2 separate regions of the Homo sapiens genome follow, and region 2 is linked to region 1. Evidence: chromatin contacts called from ENCODE Hi-C or POLR2A ChIA-PET data. All regions are on one chromosome and are shown on one strand. The core of a region is the stretch at or near the end of the contact, and the rest is flanking DNA. Distances in the headings are between cores, read along the strand shown. Region 1 has its middle 17 kb from the start of SMURF1. Region 2 holds the start of MYH16 (myosin heavy chain 16).

Region 1 (5,919 bases), core at 396-2,895:
TACCCAGTAATGGGATGGCTGGGTCAAATGGTATTTCCAGTTCTAGATCCCTGAGGAATCACCACACTGACTTCCACAATGGTTGAACTAGTTTACAGTACCACCAACAGTGTAAAAGTGTTCCTATTTCTCCACATCCTCTCTAGCACCTATTGTTTCCTGACTTTTTAATGATCACCATTCTAACTGGTGTGAGATGGTATCTCATTGTGGTTTTGATTTGCATTTTCGAGAAATTCTTTTTAAGTAGCCAGAGTAGGTTCCTGTTGCTTGAGACTGAGGGATCTTAAGTGATGCCCATGAGGAGTAGAAAATGATACCGTAACTCGAGACATTATTTAAATCCAAAAGATTAAGTCCCATTCTGTCAAAATAGAGACAGTATATAACATTTGAATTTTTACATTAAATAATGTTAAATAGGTAATATTTGTTATATATAAAATACACACTAGGCCAGGCGTGGTGGCTTATACCTATAATCCCAGCACTTTGGGAGGCTGAGGTGGGAGAATCACTTGAGGCCATGAGTTCAAGACCAGCCTGGGCAACACAGCATGACTCCATCTCTATAAAAATAAAAAATTAGCTGGGCATGGTAGTGAGGATCTGTAGCCCCAGCTACTCAGGAGGCTGAGGTAGAAGGGCCACTTGAACCCAGGAGTTCAAGGTTACAGTGAGCTACAATTGCACCACTGCACTCCAGCCTGGGCAACAAAGTGAGACCCTGTCTCAAAAAAAAAAAAAAAAAAAAAAATATATATATATATATATATATATACACACACTCATATTTATAGTGCATATATAAAATATGTATATTATATATAAATATATTACAAATTTAATATATTTGTAATTGAAAAAACATATTGAAAAAATGGTCCTATGACTTCAATACAATAATTTTTGTTTGCATTTCTTTTCTAGGTTGAATTTACATACACTTTTTTTTTTCTGAGGCAGAGTTTTGCTCTTGCTGCCCAGGCTGGAGTGCAGTCACGCAGTCTCGGCTCACTGCAACCTCCGCCTCCCAGGTTCAAGTGATCCTCCTGCCTCAGCTTCCCGAGTAGCTGGGATTATAGGAGTGTGCCACCACATCCAGCTAATTTTTGTATTTTTAGTAGAGCTAGGGTTTCTCCATGTTGATCAGGCTGGTCTTGAACTCCCGACCTCAGTTGATCTGCCTGTGTCAGCCTCCCAAAGTGTTGGGATTACAGGCGTGAGCTACCGTGTCCAGCCTTACATATACTTTTTTTCAAAGAATCTGATTGGAATACAGATTCTTTTTCAACATCTTAAAGCATTTTTCCCCCTATTCGTAGATTGTAGTTGAAGGGAGGTGGAAAGGTGAGATGGTTTACAAAGATAGGTCTTTGAGAAAAAATTTTTTTAATTAAAAGAGCTGGAAGCCCTGTTGAGCTTAGTCACTGTTGTCCGAGTGATCTAACCTTGTTGGCTCAAAATACTGTCAACCTCTTTTTTTCCTTCTCTTTGCATGACAAAGCAGCCTTTGTAGTTTGAAGATACTAATACTGACTTGCCTAGCAAGGTTTAAAAAAAGGAGCAATTTGCCTTTGGTATATGGTCTGGGTGCAAAGAGATGGTGTTAGTCACCTTCTGGCTGGGTGCCCACCTGCTTAGACTCGGGGAGTTGGGACGACTGGTGAGGCAACAAAGAGGAAGGAAGGTGTGAATGGCTATAGGTTGGTTTACGGTGTGAACACTGAACTGGAACAACTTTGACCTTTTGCATTTGCCCAGAAATTGTAATGTACCTCAAAGAATGCAATTCTCAGCTGGGCATGGTGGCTCATGCCTGTAATCCCAGCACTTTGGGAGGCCAAGGCAGGTAGATCACCTGAGGTCAGGAGTTCAAGACCAGCCTGGCCAACATAGTGAGACCCTGTCTCTGCTAAAAATACAAAATTAGCTGGGTATGGTGGCACATGCCTGTAATCCCAGTTACTCGGGAGGCAAGGTTGGAGAATCACTTGAACCCAGGAGGTGGAGGTTGTAGTGAGCTGAGATTGCACCACTGCACTCCAGCCTGGGCAACAAGAGCAAAACTCAATCTCAAAAAAAAAAAAAAAAAAAAAAAAATTGCAATCTTGGTTAGCCATGCACACTGCGTAACTTATCTGCTGTTTTTTCCTGAAACATGGACTGTGTTAATGATAATGGCATGCATTATAAGGCAGCACAGTTTGCTTTAAGGCATAAAAGAATAACTTGGAGCCATGAGCCCTGGGGTCAGTTCTACTCTTTTTCTAAATAGCCTAAGCCTGGACATGTCATGTAATTTCACTGTTAAGTGCCTCATTTGTGGATTCTTTTCTGTCAATTCCTTTGGGCTTCAGTTTTTTTCATCTGTAAAAGAAGGGGTTCAAGTGTCAAACAAGGCGATGCAAAAATGGTTATCCTCAATTTCCAAGTAAACTGGAGCTCATAAGGTTAGCCAACTTGCCCTTCATCTTTCAGTAAGTGGCAGACAGGGAATCACTAATAACTAATTCAAAGCCTCATGAATTAGTTACTTGCTATATAACAAATTTCCCAGAAACTTAACAGCTTAAAAAAATTATTATACAGAGTTTCTGTAAGGCAAGAATCTGGGGGACAATTTAGATGGTTCTGGCTCTCAAGGTCTTTTATGAGGTTGGACTTAAGCTGTCAGCCAGAATTGTGGTCTCATTTGAAGACTCAACTGGGAGAGGACCTACTTACAATGGTAGTATGTGGTAGTTAGAGGGTTTCAGTTCTTCAGTGGCTGATGGCTGGATATTTCAGTTCTACGCTACACAGGCTTTCCCTTGGGCTTCCTGAATCTCCAATAACAGGGAAGTTTGCTTCTCCCAGAGCAAGTGATCAGAGAGAGAGAGAGAGAGAGAGAGAGAGAGAGAGAGAGAGAGAGAGAGTTTGTGTACATGGGAGACAGAATCCCCAAGACAGAAGCCATGGTCCTTTATAACCTAATCTTAGAAGGCATGGTGGCTCACGCCTGTAATCCCAGAACTTTGAGAGGCTGAGGTGAGCACGTCACTTGAGGTTAGGAGCTCGAGACCAACCTGGTAAACATGGTGAAACCCTGTCTTTACTAAAATATACGAAAATAAGCCAGGTGTGGTGGCACATGCCTGTAGTCCCAGCTACTCGGGAGGCTGAGGCAGGAGGATAGCTTGAACCTGGGAGGTTGCAGTGAGCTGACATCATGTGACTGCACTCCAGTCTGGGTGACAGAGAAAGACTCTGTCTCAAAAAAAAAAGGTGGCATACAATCACTCTGCTATACGATAACCTTGTAGGATGTGGGAGGAGCTATGCAGAGGTGTGAAGACCAGAAGACAGAGGTCATTGGGAACCATCTTGGAGGCTGGCTTCCCTACTCATCCACTCCACCCTGGAGTGGATCATTTGTTCTCATTTGAAAAGACATCATTTAAATGATAACCTAGGGCCACTGAAGTCTCAGCAAAGAAATAGAAGAGAATCAAATGTAAGTGTTAGAACTGACAAATACTATAACTGGAATTTAAAATTTACTGGATGATGGCTGGGTGCAGTGACTCAAACCTGAATCCCAGCACTTTGGGAGGCCAAGGCAGGAGGATTGCTTGAGCCTAGGAGTTCAAAACCCACCTGGGCAACATAGCGAGACCCTGTCCCTAAAATAAATAAAATTTACTGGATGGGCTTAACAGCAGAATGGAGGAGACAGGAAAGAATCCATGAAGTTGAATATAAAACAATAGGAAGCTGCAATTAAACCCCTAGATGCAACTACCAATTTATAAGAAATACAAAAGACAGAGGAGAGGCCGGGTGCGTGGCTCACGCCTGTAATCCCAGCACTTTGGGAGGCCGAGGCGGGCGGATCACGAGGTCAGGAGATTGAGACCATCCTGGCTAACACGGTGAAACCCCGTCTCTACTAAAAATACAAAAAAAATTAGCCTAGCATGGTGGCGGGCACCTGTAGTCCCAGCTACTCAGGAGGCTGAGGCAGGAGAATGACGTGAACCTGGGAGGCGGAGCTTGCAGTGAGCCAGGATCGTACCACTGCACTCCAACCTGGGCAACAGAGCGAGACACTGTCTCAAAAAAAAAAAAAAAAAAAAAAAAACAAAAACAACAGAGGAGAAACACTAAGCTACACTTCAGAAAAGCAAGCAGCAGACTCCAGACCATGAGAAATCCTGCAGACAAGCTACTTCTTTCCTTCTCTTAATAAATTCCAACTAAAAAATTGCTTGGGGGGAACTTATAAATTTAGACTTAAATGACGTATTGACTAACCAGAGTGGGCCTCATTTGTATTCTGATACCACCAAACAATTGAGAAAATAAAACACATATGACATTTATGAGACAATTGGAAACTTGAGCATTGAATGGAGGTTTGATGATAAAGAATGATTGGCTGTTTTGGTTTAATCATCATATTGGGGCTATGTTAATTAGAAATAAAGTCCTTTTAGAGAAATCGGAATGATCATAGATGAAGTGATGTGATGTTTGGAATTTGTTTCAAAGTAATACGGGAAGAGGGAAGTGACAGATACACACATGGGGTGGAATTGGCAATGTGATCATGGTTACCAGGGCTGGTGATAGGTCCATGGGGAGTTCTGTTCTATTCTTTCTGTGGGTGGTTGAAGTTCTCCATAATGTAAAGTTGGAAAGACAAAAAGCTGTTACATCCCCCTATTCCATGAAGCTGACCAACTGCCCCCTGCCCCACCTGGCAGCGAACTGGAAGTTTATTCCTTTTTTTTTTTTTTTTTTTTTTTTTGAGACAGTGTCTCCCTGTGTCACCCAGGCTGGAGTGAAGTAGCACTATCATAGCTCAGTACAGCCTTGAACTCCTGGGGCTCAAGGAATCCTTCCACCTCAGCCTCCCAAGTAGCTGGGACTACAGGCATGCACTACCATGCCTGGCTAATGACATTGCTTTTATGAAGCAAAACATAGGATGTTGTCGGGCATGGTGGCTCACGCATGTAATCCCAGTGCTTTGGGAGCCTGAGGCGGGCAGATCACCTAAGGTCAGGAGTTCAAGACCAGCCTGACCAACATGGTGAAACCCCGTCTCTACTAAAAATACACAAGTTAGCCGGGCGTCGTGGTGTGCACCTGTAGTCCCAACTACTCGGGAGGCTGAGACAGGAAAATCGCTTGAACCCAGGAGGCGGAGGTTGCAGTAAGCCAAGATTGTACCGCTACACTCCAGTCTGGGTGACAGAGCTAGACTCCCTCTCAAAAGAAAAAAAAAAGATGCTGTTTATGTACATTCCAAGAACAAAAAGGATTATTGGAAATTAGAAATGATAGTAGAACTGGGCTGAGTGTGGTAGCTCACACCTGTAATCCCAGCACTTTGGGAGGCCGAGTTGGGGATCACTTGAAGTCAGGAGTTCGAGACAAGCCTGGCCAACTTGGTGAAGCCCTGTCTTTACTAAAAATACAAAAATTAGCTGGGCATGGTGGTGCACACCTACAGTCCCAGCTACTCAGGAGGGTGAGGCATGAGAATCGCTTGAACTCAGGAGGTGCAGGTTACAGTGAGCCGAGATCGTGCCACTGCACTCCAGCCTGGGCGACAGAGTGAGACTCCATCTAAAATAATAATAATAATAAAAAGATAGTACAAATGAAAACAGAATTGGAAGATGAAATTGAGGATATTTCCCATAAAGTAGAGCAAAATTGCAAAAATAGAAAAGATCAAATTATATAAAGTCCAGAACTGGAGGTCTGAAATCTGAATAGAGGAGTTCTAGAAGTGGAGAAAAAAAACATAGAGGAAAGAAAATTATCAGATAATACCATTTCCCCAAACAGAAGAAAACTGATCCAGTTTAAAGGATCCAGTGAATAGCCCAGAAAAATGGATGAAAGCTGATTTATGCCAAAGCATAT
Region 2 (5,299 bases), core at 809-3,308, 110 kb before region 1:
TTTGAGACCAGCCTGGCCAGCATGGTAAAACCCTGTCTCTACTAAAAATACAAAAATTAGCCAGGTAGGGTGGCAGATGCATGTAATCCCAGATACTCAGGAGGCTGAGGCAGGAGAATAACTTGAACCCGGGAGGCGGAGGTTGCAGTGAGCTGAGATTGTGCCCCTGCACTCCAGCCTGGGTGACAGAGTGAGACTCCGTCTCAAAAAAAAAAAAAAAAAAAAAAGTGAATTAATGTAAAGAAAGGTGAGTCATGGAACAGGCGGGGAAAGCCAGGCGGCACCGGCAACGCCTGGCCTTTGAGACATGCTCACCTAGATTCCTCTCCAATCCCAGGTCCTCCAGGGCCGGCCTGTGTGTGGATACATTTGGGGAAGCAGAACTTACTATTCCTCCCTTTCCATCTGTGGTGGGTGCTGATTGTTAGCTAGTTCTTTCCCATGGGGGAGTGTAAAGAAACTTCCTTGTGAGCTATGGAGGACTCAGGGCCACCCGAGATGACTCAGAGCCTGTCCCCACCCTCTGCGGGTCCTCCTTTCTCCTGAACATAGCTGCCTGGTGCCTGACTCCCTCTTCTGGTGCCCAGAGACATGTCCCTCTTAATGGTGGCCCCAGCACAGGCATGATTGGACCCATGTGCAGTGCCATGGCTGGTGGCCTCCTGCCTTGGTTGAGGGTGGCCTGGCTGCTTGGGACCTCTGTGGGTCCCACCACCTGGCTGACTCACATACCATACTCATTGCTGTTTCGGAAGAACAGGAAATGAGAGGTCGGACCTTATCATTTCCTGAGGTTCCCCCAGCTCTAAGCCAAGAACTCACTGGAGTTGAAGATGCCTCAACATGCCCAGGGGCAAGGAGTCAATAATCAAGCTCACTTTTTTTGGTGGGGGTGGTATGGCGCTCTCCATCTTAAGTGGATTTTATTTTGAGGGATGAGATGGAAGGCAGAAAGACACTTGCTCTCCTTTCCTTTCCTCTCTCCCTTCCTTTCCTCTCTCCCTTTCATCTCTCCCTTCCTTTCCTCTCTCCCTTCCTTTCCTCTCTGTCTTCCTTTCCTCTCTCCCTTCCTTTCCTCTCTGTCTTCCTTTCCTCTCTCCCTTCCTTTCCTCTCTCCCTTCCTTTCCTCTCTTTCTTACTTTCCTCTCTCTCTTCCTTTCTTTTCTTTTGAAATGGGGTCTCACTGTGTTGCCCAGGCTGGTCTCAAACTCCTGGCCTCAAGCAATCCTCCTGCCTCAGCCTCCCAAAGGGCTGGGATTACAGGTGTGAGCCACTGTGCCCGCCCCATGATTTTTCTTAGGGAGGAATTAGTCCCTGTCTGGACAGAGGCTAGATTTTTGTCTCTAAGGTGCCCTCATTTTCAAACTGTTCTTGCAGCCTCTCACTCCCGAGGGGCATCTCTGTCCAGGATCAAGCCCTCCCCCAGCCCATAGGCAGCAGCAGTCCCCCCTGGCCTGGCCCCTCGGCCCTCACCTTGTTGTACAGCTTCCACCAGCCCCAGAAACGGAGCTGCAGGAACTTGTGCACGTTCTGCTGAATGACTTTCAGGCCCATTCTGCGAAAAGAATCCAGGGTTGAGTGGGTTACAATGAAGGTGTTAGGACCTGGCTTCCCTGGGGAAGGGGTGGGGCCTGGGAATAGAAGCCAGCAGATCTACCTTGTTCAGACACCAAAGTGCCTTCTCGAGACCCAGCATTGCCCATGTGGTCTGCGGCAGGGAGACTCACGTTGGGGTCAGAGCTTAGCAGCACGATAAGGGAGCTGAGGTGAAACCTGATGGAACCAGGTCCCTCCCAGATGGCACAAGGCTGAGACATACCAGTCATTGACTCCTGCATTTTCCCTCCTCCACCAGAAATCACCCATTAGTCTCCAAATCCCATGGATCTGCAAAGTTGCTGGAATCTGCCCGTTTCTTGTTCCCTGCAGCTTCACTCAACTGCCATTTATTGAGGACCTCCTGTGCACCAAGGCCCTGGGCTGAATCAGGCCAAGATCCCTCACATCAGCCCCTAACTGGTATCCCTGCCTTCAGTCCAGGGCTGCAGGTGGCCTGCTGATGGGAACAGGAATTCATTACTAATTCTATGACCACAAAGAAATAGAGTGAATCACAGGTCATCTGGGATGGACCTACCTTTTTTTTTTTTGAGACAGGGTCTCACTCTGTTGCCCAGGCTAGAGTGCAATGGTGCAATTATGGCTCACTGGAACTTTGTACTCCCTGGCTCAAGCAATCCTCCTGCCTCAGCCTCCAAAGTAGCTGGGACTACAGGCATGCACCACCACCTGCGAATTTTTTGTTTCTGTTTTTTTTTGTAGAGATGGGGTCTCCCTATCTCCTGTTGCCCAGGCTGGTCTCAAACTCCTGAGCTCAAGTGATCTCCCACCTTGGCTTCTCAAAGTGCTGGGATTACAGGTATGGGCTACCACACCTGGCCAGACCCAGCCCTTTAAAAATTACCAGGTTAGGGAGATGGCTGAAAAACATGGTTCCAAGGGCAGGGATGTGGAGTGAGAATTGCTGAGTTCTAATCCTGGCTCTGCATGAACCTGCCCCAGTTCCTTAACCTCTCAGACCTCAGTTTCCACATCTGTAAAGTGGGGGTGCTGGCCCTACCATGCCCCTCTCATAGCATCATTATGTGAATCAAGTAAGAGGAAGGCTGTGACATGACTTGAAACTATAAAGAGAGGGTTTATATTAGTTGTTTCCTGTTAGGGGTTAAGCTGTGTCCTCCGAAAGGATACGTTGAAGTCCTAACACCCAATACCTAGGAAGGGAACCTTGTTTGGGAATAGGGTCTCAGCAAATGTAACTAGTTAAGATGAGGTGGTCATACTGGAGTAAGGTGGACCCTAATTCAATGACTGGTGTCCATATAAAAAGAGGGAAGATGGGCTGGGCGCAGTGGCTCACGCCTGTAATCCTAACACTTTGAGAAGTTGAGGCAGGTGGATTGCTTGAGCCCAGGAGTTTGAAATGAGCCTAGGCAACATAGGGAGACCTTGTCTCTACCAAAAAAAAAATTAGCCAGGTGTGGTACAGTGCACCTGTAGTCCTAGCTACTCAGGAGGCTGAGGTGGGAGTATCACTCAAGCCCAAGAGGTTGAGGCTGCAGTGAGCTATGATCGCACCACTGTACTCCAGCCTGGGCTACAGAGCAAGACCCCATCCCCCACTCAAAAATAAAATTTAAGGCGATGGATATCCCAGTTATCCTGATTTTATTATATGAATGTATCAAGTTATCACATAAAACCTAAAATATGCATAGCTATTAGGTATCAGTAAAAAAATTTTTAAAAATTCCTGTTGTTTGAAGCCACCCAGTGTGTGAACTTGGTTGCGGCAGCTCTGAGAGACAGGGTTCTTTTTATTTTTTTGAGACGGAGTTTTGCTTCTGTCGCCCAGGCTGGAGTGCAATGGCACGATCTCAGCTCACTGCAACCTCCGCCTCCCGGATTCAAGCGATTCTCCTGCCTCAACCTCCCCAGTAGCTGGGATTATAGGTGCCCACCACCACGCCCAGCTAATTTTTGTATTTTTTGTAGAGATGGGGTTTCACCATGTTGGCCAGGCTGGTCTTGAACTCCCGACCTCAGGCAATCCGCCCGCCTCAGCCTCCCAAAGTGCTGGGATTACAGGCATGAGCCACCGCACCTGGCCAGCCACACAGGGTTCTTTGTGCCAGCAAGACATTGGCATCCACCCCTGGCCCACCACGCAGCATGGCCAGTGGAGCTGGCCCTGAGTGCGTGTGGCTCCTCTGGGCCTTCCTGTCGGTGTTTGTGAGTGCTACCTTCGTTCCAGCATCTTCTTGAACTCCACCCTCATGAGGAAGCCCCGAAGCCGACACTGCAGCATCGTCATGATCTTGGCCAGACGCTCGTCCCTCATGTCCTCAAGCCTGGCCAGGATGCCCGCACGGAAGAACACCTGGGGAAAGACCGCACGCCTTTGAAAAAGCCCGGCTGTCACCGATGGCAGCCACTTGGGGGAGTTTTAAATCAAAGAAGGGTTTTTGTTTGTTTGTTTTGCTGGAGTGCAGTGGCGCGATTACGGATCACTGCAGCCTCAACCTCCCGAGCTTAAGCAATCCTCCCATCTCAGTCTCCCAAGTAGCTGAGACTACAGGCACATGCCACCATGCCTGGCTAAATTTATTATTATTATTGTAGAGATAGGGTCTCACTATGTTATCCAGGCTGAGCCTCCCAAAGTGCTTGGGATTACAGGCATGTGCCACCATGTCCAGCTAATTAAAAAAATTTTTTTCGGCTGGGCGCAGTGGCTCATGCCTGTAATCCCAGCACTTTGGGAGGCCGAGGTGGGTGGATCATGAGGTCAGGAGATCGAGACCATCCTGGCTAACATGGTGAAACCCCATATCTACTAAAAATACAAAAAGCCGGGCGTGGTGGCGGGCGCCTGTAGTCCTAGCTACTCAGGAGGCTGAGGCAGGAGAATGGCGTGAACCCGGGAGGCGGAGCTTGTAGTGAGCCGAGATCACGCCACTGCACTCCAGCCTGGGCAACAGAGCAAGACAGTCTCAAAAAAAAAAAAAAAAAATTTTTTTTTCTGAGATGAGGTCTGGTTATGTTGCCCATAACCAAGGCTGGCCTTGAACTACTGGACTCAAGTGATCTTCCTATCTCAGCCTCCCAAAATGCAGGAATTATAGGCATGAGCCACCATGCCCTGCCTGTTGATGTTTTAAAAATCCCCCCAGGCCAGGCACGATGGCTCACACCTGTAATCCCAGTGCCTTGGGAGGCTGAGACGGGCAGATCAGGAGTTCAAGACCAGCCTGGCCAACGTGGTGAAACCCCGTCTTTATTAAAAATACAAAAAATTAGCCAGGCATGCTGGCAGGTGCCTGTAATCCCAGTTACTCGGGAGGCTGAGGCAGGAGAATCGCTTAAACCCGGGAGGCGGAGGTTGCAGTGAGCCAAGACAGTGCCACTGCACTCCAGCCTGGGTAACAGAGTGAGACTCCGTCTCAAAAAAAAAAAAAAAAAAAAAAAAAAGTGTCCCCAGATGAGTCTAATGTATAGCCAAGGTTGAGAACTTTGTTCTAGAGAAATTCCTGCACAGGACCATGAGCAAGGATGTTCACAGCAGCACTGCAGTACAGTGTGGCAGTGACAATGTCACGTACCAATGAGGATGAAGCTTAGAAACATGGCAAAGCGATAAAAGCACGTCATGGAGGAATGTCACGGAAGGGTGTGTCAAGTATGATACTTCCATGAAGCTCAAAACCAAGCACGACCTGCAGGCATATGTGCTAAAGCT

Evidence for each region. Hi-C counts contacts between places; a loop is a spot of excess contacts on that map. ChIA-PET counts read pairs that join two places held with the same protein, here RNA polymerase II (POLR2A). Pooled maps may share reads with other maps.
Region 2: a map of PC-9 shows a loop between it and region 1 (7-fold over the local background). The contact joins the promoter of MYH16 here to the enhancer-like site in region 1. A Hi-C loop is called at or near these places in 7 of 168 maps with a recorded cell type or tissue (CD8-positive, alpha-beta T cell, Calu3, PC-9 and 4 more) and 3 of 50 pooled maps. POLR2A ChIA-PET finds 5 or more read pairs at or near these places in 6 of 52 experiments (HCT116, MCF 10A, PC-9 and 3 more).

Annotation. Positions count from the first base shown.
Region 1 is chr7:99,158,222-99,164,140 of GRCh38, reverse strand. It overlaps a transcript of KPNA7 not described here. Among named protein-coding and RNA genes, the nearest start is that of SMURF1, 17 kb to the right of the region's middle. Within about 2 kb of position 1,645, at least 10 of the 41 ENCODE cell types and tissues checked have a DNase peak (open chromatin) inside an H3K27ac peak, as active enhancers do; they include HCT116, PC-9 and mammary epithelial cell, where a contact is called at or near this core.
Region 2 is chr7:99,269,598-99,274,896 of GRCh38, reverse strand. MYH16 (myosin heavy chain 16) reads right to left here and starts at 2,058. Exons shown (of 24, transcript NM_001431356.1): 1 at 1,820-2,058; 2 at 1,474-1,555. The coding sequence starts at 1,554.